Linked DNA regions of Mus musculus: region 1 is linked to region 2. The links are chromatin contacts, found by Hi-C or POLR2A ChIA-PET in ENCODE. All regions are on one chromosome and are shown on one strand. The core of a region is the stretch at or near the end of the contact, and the rest is flanking DNA. Distances in the headings are between cores, read along the strand shown.

The links. A loop is a pair of places that touch in the nucleus more often than their neighbours do. ChIA-PET counts read pairs that join two places held with the same protein, here RNA polymerase II (POLR2A).
Region 1: a map of ES-E14 shows a loop between it and region 2 (2.4-fold over the local background). The contact joins the promoter of Hoxb3 here to the promoter of Hoxb8 in region 2. A Hi-C loop is called at or near these places in 4 of 37 maps with a recorded cell type or tissue (ES-E14 and mouse embryonic stem cell). POLR2A ChIA-PET finds 5 or more read pairs at or near these places in 2 of 5 experiments (Patski and embryonic stem cell).

The regions. Positions count from the first base shown.
Region 1 is chr11:96,320,554-96,325,514 of GRCm38, forward strand. It overlaps Hoxb3 (homeobox B3), which reads left to right and starts at 2,573. Exons shown (of 4, transcript NM_001079869.1): 1 at 2,573-2,892. Hoxb4 (homeobox B4) reads left to right here. Exons shown (of 2, transcript NM_010459.7): 2 at 1-1,085.
Region 2 is chr11:96,279,666-96,284,027 of GRCm38, forward strand. Hoxb8 (homeobox B8) reads left to right here and starts at 2,240. Exons shown (of 2, transcript NM_010461.2): 1 at 2,240-3,721. The coding sequence starts at 3,298.

The DNA.
Region 1 (4,961 bases), core at 1,323-3,822, 41 kb after region 2:
GTCTCTTGCTTTCTTCCTTTAAAAAAAAAAAAGAAAGAAAGAAAGAAGGAAAGAAAGAGAGAGAGAGAAAAGAAAAAGAAGAAAGGAAGGAAGCAAGAAAAGGAGGAAGAAAGGAAAAGACAGAAGAGAAATGGAGGAGTCTGCTGCGCCTGGTTTTCAGCTTTGGTGAAGATGGATCCAGGCTTCATCTTTAATCACGCCAGGCCCGGGCCCATCTGTCTTGTTTACTCTGCCGAGGAGAAGACGGGCGAGCGAGCTTCGGTGGCGACCATTACCTCGACACTTGGCTAACAAATGAGGCCAGGCTCGGCCGCTGCCGCCGCCTCTGCTGCTGTCGCTGCTGGATCACAGCCTGGATTTTTCTTTCTTTGTCCCCTACTCCTGACACCCAGCGAATGCACCCTCAGACTGCCAGATAGCACAGTGTTTTGGCCACGGTAACAAACACACACACATATAACTTTCCTCCCTGTCTGTACCCACTTTGGGGTGGGGGTGGGTGGGAAGACTGCTCACTCCCTTCCACCATAGACTTAGAAGGGGGAACAGAAGGGAATTGAAGGGCAGTCTGCACAACGTGGGTTCCCAAATCCGAGCCCAAGAAATAAATGAAAATGAAAAAAGAAAGGTAGCAATTGGGACACCCAAGAAGGCCTTCTGCTAGAAGGTCCAGCTAGGCCTGGCAGGGTGAGGGGCAGTTGAGTTCTGGGAGCTGGGAATGTCTTCTGGGCAGTTCACAGTAGTAGAGTCAAGGCCTTCTCTTAGGTTACAAATGAATGTGAAATTAGGAAATAAAATACTGTGGCCCTCCTACTCTGGAAGGACAATGTTGCAGAACCCTCTCCCGTTGTTATCATTGTTGCATCGTTTATTATTATTATTATTATTATTATTATTATTATTATTATTATTATTATTATTTTATGTCATGTGTGTCCTCTCTCCTGTTCTCTTTCTGACATTCCAAAACCAGGCCCCTTCCTACCTCTGGGGCTGCCTGAGCCTAGAACCTTTTGTTGGTGTGAAAATTTGTGTCCTGTACAGAGTGACAACAGAAATAAATGTTTGGTTTCTTGTGACCATCACATCGTGGTTTTGTTGGAATGTTGAAGTTAAGGGTGTGAGCAAGTGCGCCCCCCCCCAGTGTGTATGCCAAGCATCCTAGAGGGTATGGCCTCACAATTAAGTTCTCTCTCTCTCTCTCTCTCTCTCTCTCTCTCTCTCTCTCTCTCTCTCTCTCCTTTTAAAACTCCATTAGGAATTTCTTTCTCAGAAGCTTCTGAGTTGTGGAAGCTGGGTTTGTTTTCCCTTTGGGGTGCATGTGTTTTGTTTTAGACTTAAAAAAATTCCCCCATTCAGTCCAAAAATGAATCACAAGGATTGGGAGGGCTGATTCCAGTCCCCAAGGCGTGTGTGTGTGTGTGTGTGTGTGTGTGTGTGTGTAAGTGTGTGTGTGTTTCATTGTAGGACACCAGAGGCTTAAGTAGGGCAAAGTCTTTCATATGGGGATTTATTTGTCATAAGCAAATAAAATGCAGTTAAGCTGTCTCCTTCTAGACAGACGGCTCTTTGGTTATTAAAGTTCGAGAAAGGACTCCACGAGGCCAGCCTCCTTCCTCCCCGCAATGAGAAGGTATCACTTTCCTCTGAGGTGTTTAAGGCTTTAATGAGTCTAATTTTTTGCACAGATGTTTCTGGGTGTTTGCAGGGTTTCTGAGTATTTTTATATTACAAAGGAACTAGCCGGTGCCATAGCTCAAACTCTGACAAGCAAATAGATAATCAAGAAGACAAATGGGCTCTTTTGTGAAGCCCTGCTCCTGTATTAATTTTCATTTTCTTTCTCATAGAAAGTATCGAAAGTAAGGCTGGGGACCAAATAGCTGTCTGTCTCTGAGGTCCCAATAACCCCCTAGAATGGAATGGGGGGGGGGAGTGCAGGTGATCCTCAGAGACCTAGGCCAGGTCTGGGTCACTTTTGTGTACCACAGCCAAGAAGTTCTAAGGCCTGAAGTTCTAAACCTGGCTTCTGTGAGCCTGTCATGGCCCAGGATGCAGCTACGTTGCCTCCAGGAAACTCCACAGTTAAAAGTCATTTCAGTTTTTGTTGTTGTTGTTATTGTTCCATTTCTTTCCAGAAAATAAAGAGCCAACCTCTTGCACATGTTTGATTGTTGTTTATTTTACGTTTCTCTGGTTAGCCTGTAAGGTTAGCAGGAATCTGAGTAGGCCAGAGAACCCATCGGGCCAGTATCCCCAGCGCAGTAGAAATGCCCCTTAGAATGAAACCAGAAGACCAGTTTTTAAAGAGAAAGGAAAGAAGGATGGGAGAGTTGCCTGTAGCCCTGGAGGAGGATGAGAGGGTTAGCTTTGTCTTGGTTGTGGTGTAATGTTCTAGCTAAGGAGATAAGACAACCCTTAGTTGAGGGAAAAATAGTTCTTAAAAACCATAAGGCCTCCCCCCCAGGAATGTCTCTAAAGAATCAAGTCAAAGCTGCTCCTTGGAAGGTATGAATAGAATCTTTAAAAAGAAGGAGAAGAAGAAGAGGAGGAGGAGGCCGAGGACGGACCGAAGATTTCTATAGAGCTTAAAGTTCACAGCCATTCTGTGTAGACAAGAGCTAAGAAAAATGTGAGAATTATACAGAAAACCATTAATCACTTCTTTTCTTTAAATACGTATCCTCTCTCCTTTGTCATTATTCAACAGCAAATCTCCGCAGACCGGCTGTTGGGGGAAAAAAGTGTTAGCCGTCTCTCCGGATCGGCAAGGGGGAAAAATTTTGGAGCCATAAAGTTGAAAACTTTTTTCTCTCAGTTTTGGAAGAAGCCTTCCTTTCGTCATGAACGGGACCAGAGGAGCTCAGGCGAGAGCGGGCAAGAGGCTCAGAGGTAACAAAGCCCTGGCTTGGGCTGGCTTTTTCATTTTTTATTTTTTAATCATTTTATGGGCTCTTTTCACAAGTAAAAGAAAAAGAAAACCTCTCACCTCCTCTTTCTTTTTCAACTATCTTTGTGGGGTTTTATTTTATGGAGGATGCTTGGGCAGGTTTGCTACCTTTTATGATGACTGATGTTTGGGGAGAAAAGGAGAGACGTGGAGACAGAGGAGAGAGAGGCCTGGACACCTGGAGAGTGTTTGAACTGGTCAGGACGGAGGTGTCAGGGCTCCTGAAAAACACCAGAGAGGCTGTTTGTGAGGCTGTTCAGAAGTGTTTCTCTGGTTTTGAAAAATGCAGACAGGGAGAGCTTCTGTGTGTGTGTGTGTGTGTGTGTGTGTGTGTGTGTGTGTGTGTGTGCCTGTGTCCTGGGACTCCTGATTGTCTACACTGTTTACCAGTGAGATGTTGTCATTGAAGTCTCCTTTAAAAAAAAAAAAAGGAATCCAGTTCTTGACGGAGTCTCCTATCCTTGGAACTGATAGAAGTGGAATTGGTTGGGTTTTCTTCTTGTATCTAGTTTGGGATTCTAGATAAATCTTTACTCATTGAAAAAGAAACTGCTCAGGACCAGGTGCAGCAGAAATTCTCTTTTGTTCTACCCCCCACCCAATCCCATGCACCCCACACTCCAGGCCTCCTGGAGTCTCCCGTGTTCAGTTTCTTTTCTTTTTGCTTCTGGGTTGGGGGCTCTGTTCTTCCTCTGGGGGCCTTACTTCTCAGGCTGGGGAATTGGTGGACTCTGCATTAGACCTGAATGTGCTGTCCCCTTTTCCCTGAGGCCTCACTGAGAGAGAGTTTGGAGGCGGGAGGATGGCAGGAGGAAGAGTTCATGGAGAGGCCACGTTTTCTAGGCGATTAGCTTGGTATTAGAACCACAAAATGACCTCGGAAGCCCCTTGACCTCTCTGAGACTGGACATTGTGCTAGCTCTTGCTTCCTGCCCCAGAGGGAAAGTCACACCTCTTCAGGGTTCCTAGCTTCTTTATTCCCACTGTGGTCCCCAAATGCTTTGCTAGCTCAGAATTTATGTATCATTTTTCTATTGTTGTGGATTGGGAAGAAAGGTAGAGTTTTGTTTGTTTTGTTTTGTCTTTTTAAGTTAGCCCAGAAGTCCTGTGGGTAGGGAGTACTGGTGCTGATCTGTCTATATAAAGCTCCTTCCCTAGGTTTGGCTTCAGCCCCAGCCCCATCCCAACTCCATTTGCTTCTCTCTCTCTCTCTCTCTCTCTCTCTCTCTCTCTCTCTCTCTCTCTTTCTCTCTCTCCCTCTCTGTCTCTCCCTCTCTCTCTCTCTCTCCCCACCCCTCTGCCTCCTTTAAAGCGAGCTGAGGGAAGGAGAACTAAAGAATACAATACTGAGAGGTCAGACAGTCACCAGTCACAGATCAGAGGAATAAATTCCTGAGCTGGAGAGAAAGGCTTTCCACCATGGACACTATCTTGGAGATATTTCTTCATATTCTCTCCCCCCCCCCTCAACTATTTTCTGAAGTTCCTTTGTTTAGGGAGCTGTTTTTATAAACACCTTTATCTCCCGTACCCCAATCTTCCTTTTCTAAGTTCTTGTGTACCTCAATAAGCAGTAGAGTAAGAGAGCTGAAAGGAGGACCTCTCGCACGTTGCTCTGCGCGCGTTTTCCCTGCTAACCAAAGTTGGTAGAAACTTTTCAAGTCAAGAGATAAGTGGAAGACTTGCTAAAGGGGGGAAGCTGGAGTGAAGACCCCTTTTCTGTGACTGGCGCTCTATCTTCTGCATTCAATATCCTCAGTAGCAGCACACGTGGAAGGAAGGAGAGGGAAGGGAGGAGAAGCCTTTTCTTTCTAGTTGGGAAGAGGAACTGCTCTCCTTAAGAAAGGAAGAGGCTGTGCTTTGCTGGAGTGCGTGTGAGGCCTTCCTTGCTCACACTGTATAAATCTTTTCTGTAATTTGGGGAGTCTTGTCTCAGACAAGAAATAACAGGAGCCATTGGCTTTTTCTTTGTCCCCGGGTGGCATAAATGGAGGGACTGGGGTGGGGTGGG
Region 2 (4,362 bases), core at 990-3,489:
ATGCGGGATGTGGGATGCAGGATGCGGGAAGGCTTCAGAATCTCCTCGGAAGGCTCAGTCAAAACCCTGCGCATTTTTCCTAACAGCAGTAGAGGCAGACATGGCGACGGGGAGCAGTCTCTGGCTTTTCCACGCTTCCGGACTCCCAGGTGAGAGCTGCGGCTTCCTCGGGCGCGCCCAGGCTATGCCCTTGGCGTCCTTACTCTGGCAAACCTCGGGGAAGCCAGTCCTTCTGGGACGGAGCAGCTGGAAGCCTGGACCCAGGCACTTTTCCGTTCTGAGGTTGTCCCTCTGACTGCCTACAACCCCTTTGGCTGGTTCCCAATCTTCACTTTCCTCTCAGTCCAGCCTGAACCTGCCTCCAACCTGAGCCTCCAAAAATGACCCCAGAACCCCGTGTGGCTTCTTCTCTTTCCGCAGGACCAGGTGTAAAGAGGCCAGCGGAGTGTCTTCTCAACTTGAGTTTCTCCAATAAATCTGCCCTCCGTTGGGTGTTTATAACTGATCTCCGAGCTCTTTCTTGTTTTTTTTTTTCTTTCTTATAATAGAAACATTTTCCTTCCATCAGAAATTTCTGGCACGGTGTAGGGATGATTTAGAACAAGCCATTGAATTTCTATCCCACCAGTGAGTCCTCAAATCATGACCATAAAATCCCCCGCACTTGATAAAAATGTTCACTTCAGCAACAACTTGACACTGCTTTAGCTTGCCTCACCGACCTCTCATCCGTGTGGAAAAACAAAACCCCACAGCTTGCTTCAGTTTCCCTCTCTCTGGCCCCCTCCTTTTCTCTCTCCTTTCTATATACACTGTACTTCAGAAGGCCGAGTGAAACCCTTAGTGCAGCTTCTTTGGAAACGTGGTTTCATTTTTACAAAGATTCTGGCTCATGGAACCCCTCAAAAAAAAAAAAAAAAAAAAAAAAAAAAAAAAAAAAGAAGCACCTTAGAGAACGGGCAGTAGATTTAATTTATTTGTAAAATTGACTCTGCCTTTGTTCTAGGACGTTTCTTTCTCCTTCTCTCTGTCTTTCCAGTCAGTTCCCTCAGGAGACCATTGGTTCTGCCTGCCACCCTAAGGTTTGACCCCCCCCACCAGCCATGTGCCAGGTACACAGAGGAGGGCCTGGGCTTGGAGTGGGGCAGCCAGTCATTTCTGGATTTGAGGCCTCAGATCTTCAGGTGCTGGAGGTCCAACTAAAGGCACCCCAACAAGAGAAGAGGGGAAATGGAGACCTTGGTGGCCTTGTTTTTTTCCACTCCAAGGTTAGTGCAGGTGGTCAAATGGCTATGGGGACATATACCAATAACAGGTGCCTTTTAAACCCACACCTTTGTGTTGGGCACGGGAGAGCATAAGACAGCAGTAACCAAGGCCTTGGTACCCAGCCTTAGTCTCCACTACCCTTACCTCTTTTGCTGTGTGGATGAAGAGGTCACTATCTATACCTGGAAGGCTTGTGTGTAGAAGGAATGGGTGGTTGGCCCCAGAAAGCTGGGTGTCAGTGGGGCTTGGTTTCTGAATGCCAAGGCCCGGGGCACAGGTTTACAGCCACACGAGATATCATCCTTTGATATCACTGGACCTTTCCCTCTAAAGTGGCCAAAGCACCTCCAGAAGACCCCCCCCTTTCTCTTGCAGCTCCCCCCAACCACCAGCAGGTAAAGCTCCTGTAAATGGCAGAATTGGCAGCCGCCTGCAGAACTTTGTTCCACCTTAGCACTGCCCATTAACCAGAAAGTTTCTTCTTCCTCTCTCAGGCCCTCTCAGACTCCCTTTCCACAGAAAATCTCGCGTGTTTGCTTAATGAGGGAAAGTTATGTGCGTGACCTAGGTGAGGACAGATCTCGGGGTGGTTTGGGGTCTCATAAGAGCCAGTGGGGTCAGGTGTGTCTGCAAGGGAGAAAATCTCGGGGAAAGTCACCGTTTGTGCCGAAAGGGAAAAAAAAATCCACAGCAACCCATAATCGGTCTCATTTCAGCTAAGTCACCCCCACCGTGCTTCAGTCGGGCGGCGGGGGCGATCGAAGCTGCAGTTTTATAGCTGTAGAGGAAAGAACTCGTAAAATGCTAACAGCTTTTATGCGCTGCAGCATAAACAACAACAGACTCCGGCTTTATTGCGTTTTATAGTTTGTTAAAGAGTTTACAGCCGTTTTTTTGGGGGCTGGTTACCCAGCCAATTCCCTCCACACGATAGTTAAACCTTTATCAATAATAAGGAAATTGATCATTAAAGCTTTAAATATGACTACCTCGTTTGTTTGAAAATATGTTTAGGAGAGGAAGCTGTATGATTTGATAACTTGTATTAAAATACCAATTACATTTATAGGACCTTTTAAAACTCGGTGCAATTAAACCGTGTTCTTTTACATTTTTCCGAAGCGACCCTGACATTTAGAAAGACTCCAATTGCCTCGTTAAAATCGCGAAATTAACAGCGTGCCTACGCCAGGCTCAGCGTTGTGGATGTGTGTGTATGGTGTTTTTCCGTGACTCCCCCACATCAGTCTTTGGGGGTGGTCTGCGAAGGTATTTGATTTGTTGTGAGGCAAGAGATATCTCATTAATGTAGGTAGTTAAACAGATTTAATCCGTATTCGTTCTCTCTCTCTCCCCCCTCCCTCTCCCCCCCTCTCCCCCTCTTTCTCCCTGGGTGTTTTTTTCTCTTCCCCTCCTTTTTTTCTGCCCTCTCCTCACTCCCTGGCGCTCTCTCGCTCTAGCTCTCTCTCGCACTCGCTCTCTCTCGCTCTCACCCTCGCTCTGCGTTCTGTCCGGGAGGAGTACCCAGAAGCCAATAGGATGCGGGGTCTCTAATGGATGCAAATGATGGTGAAAAGACGGGGCAAAATATGAAACAACTCATTTGGAGGGAAGTAAATCACCGAAAACTGTTTATGAACTGGCATCCCTTCTTCGAAATGTAAAGCGAGGACCTCTTTAAGTGGCGGTATATTTTTGTTTGGGGGGTGGGGGGTGGGGGGAGGGCGAGCGAGCCGCGGCTGCCATGCAGGCTTAGACTTTTGCAGGCTTCGCTCTTCTATTCCTGGAAATCACAAAAAGTGTGGCGGCTTTGAGATCTTCTTCGTCTTTTCTTTCTTTTCCTTCCTTCCTTCTTTTTTTTCCCCTCCTCCCTTTTCCTCTCCTTTCCTGGCGAGGGTGACTAGGAGCCGGCGAATCCGCGTTTTTTTTTCTCTCTCTCTCCCTCCCTTTTCCCCCTCCCCACCCCCTCCCCAACAGCCCCCAACTACAGCCTGCGCCGCCGCCGCCGCCGCCTCAAAATTCAATAAAATGAGCTCTTATTTCGTCAACTCACTGTTCTCCAAATACAAAACCGGGGAGTCCCTGCGCCCCAATTATTATGACTGCGGCTTCGCCCAGGACCTGGGCGGCCGACCCACCGTGGTGTACGGTCCCAGCAGCGGCGGCAGCTTCCAGCACCCTTCGCAAATCCAGGAGTTCTACCACGGGCCATCGTCGCTGTCCACAGCTCCCTACCAGCAGAACCCGTGCGCCGTGGCGTGCCACGGCGACCCCGGCAACTTCTACGGCTACGACCCTCTGCAGCGCCAGAGCCTGTTCGGTGCGCAGGATCCAGACCTGGTGCAGTACGCAGACTGCAAGCTCGCGGCAGCCAGCGGCCTGGGCGAGGAGGCCGAGGGGTCTGAGCAGAGCCCGTCGCCCACACAGCTCTTTCCCTGGATGCGCCCTCAAGGTGAGCTCCCGTCCGACCTGGACCTGACAGGGTGGGAAGGGGCCAGGGGGGCCCCCATGCCGGTGGGGGGGGGAGGGCTGGTGGGCAGTCCGGGAGTATCTTCTGCTCCTAGAGGACTTGTGGGCTCCGTTCCAAACACCTACCTCCTCTCCCTTCTGTCCCACTTTCTTTTCTTCTTTTTCCCCTTTTCTTTTTGCTTCCTTTGAAGGAGGGGGGGGTGTCTCTAAGCGAATTTCCTGAATCCATAAACCCCTCACCCTCCTTAACTTTTCTTCTTCTCCTCCTTTCCCCTTTTACTGTTTTATGGGGGCTGTGGAGAAAGACTGGTGGGTGTGGGGGCGCTCAACGTTTGCACTTCTCAATTGCTTTATAGTTTAATTACCCTGAAGAAACTTTTCTTCTGGGGCAGAGGCTCTGGGGGCTTTTCAAGGTGGGTTCGAGGTCCCCACTCTGGCTTTTTAGTCTTACTCCCCCCTCCACATCCACCCTCTTAAACTTTATGGCACTTTTAATGTATCTGAACCCCCTATTCTGGTTCTAGTTACCAGAGAAGGGGCTCCTCCTTTATGGCCCCTGCAGATTCAGGGCTGTCTAGTCCCCCCTCGCCCCCCCCCCCGCTGACCGCGTCTTCCGCGCTCCCC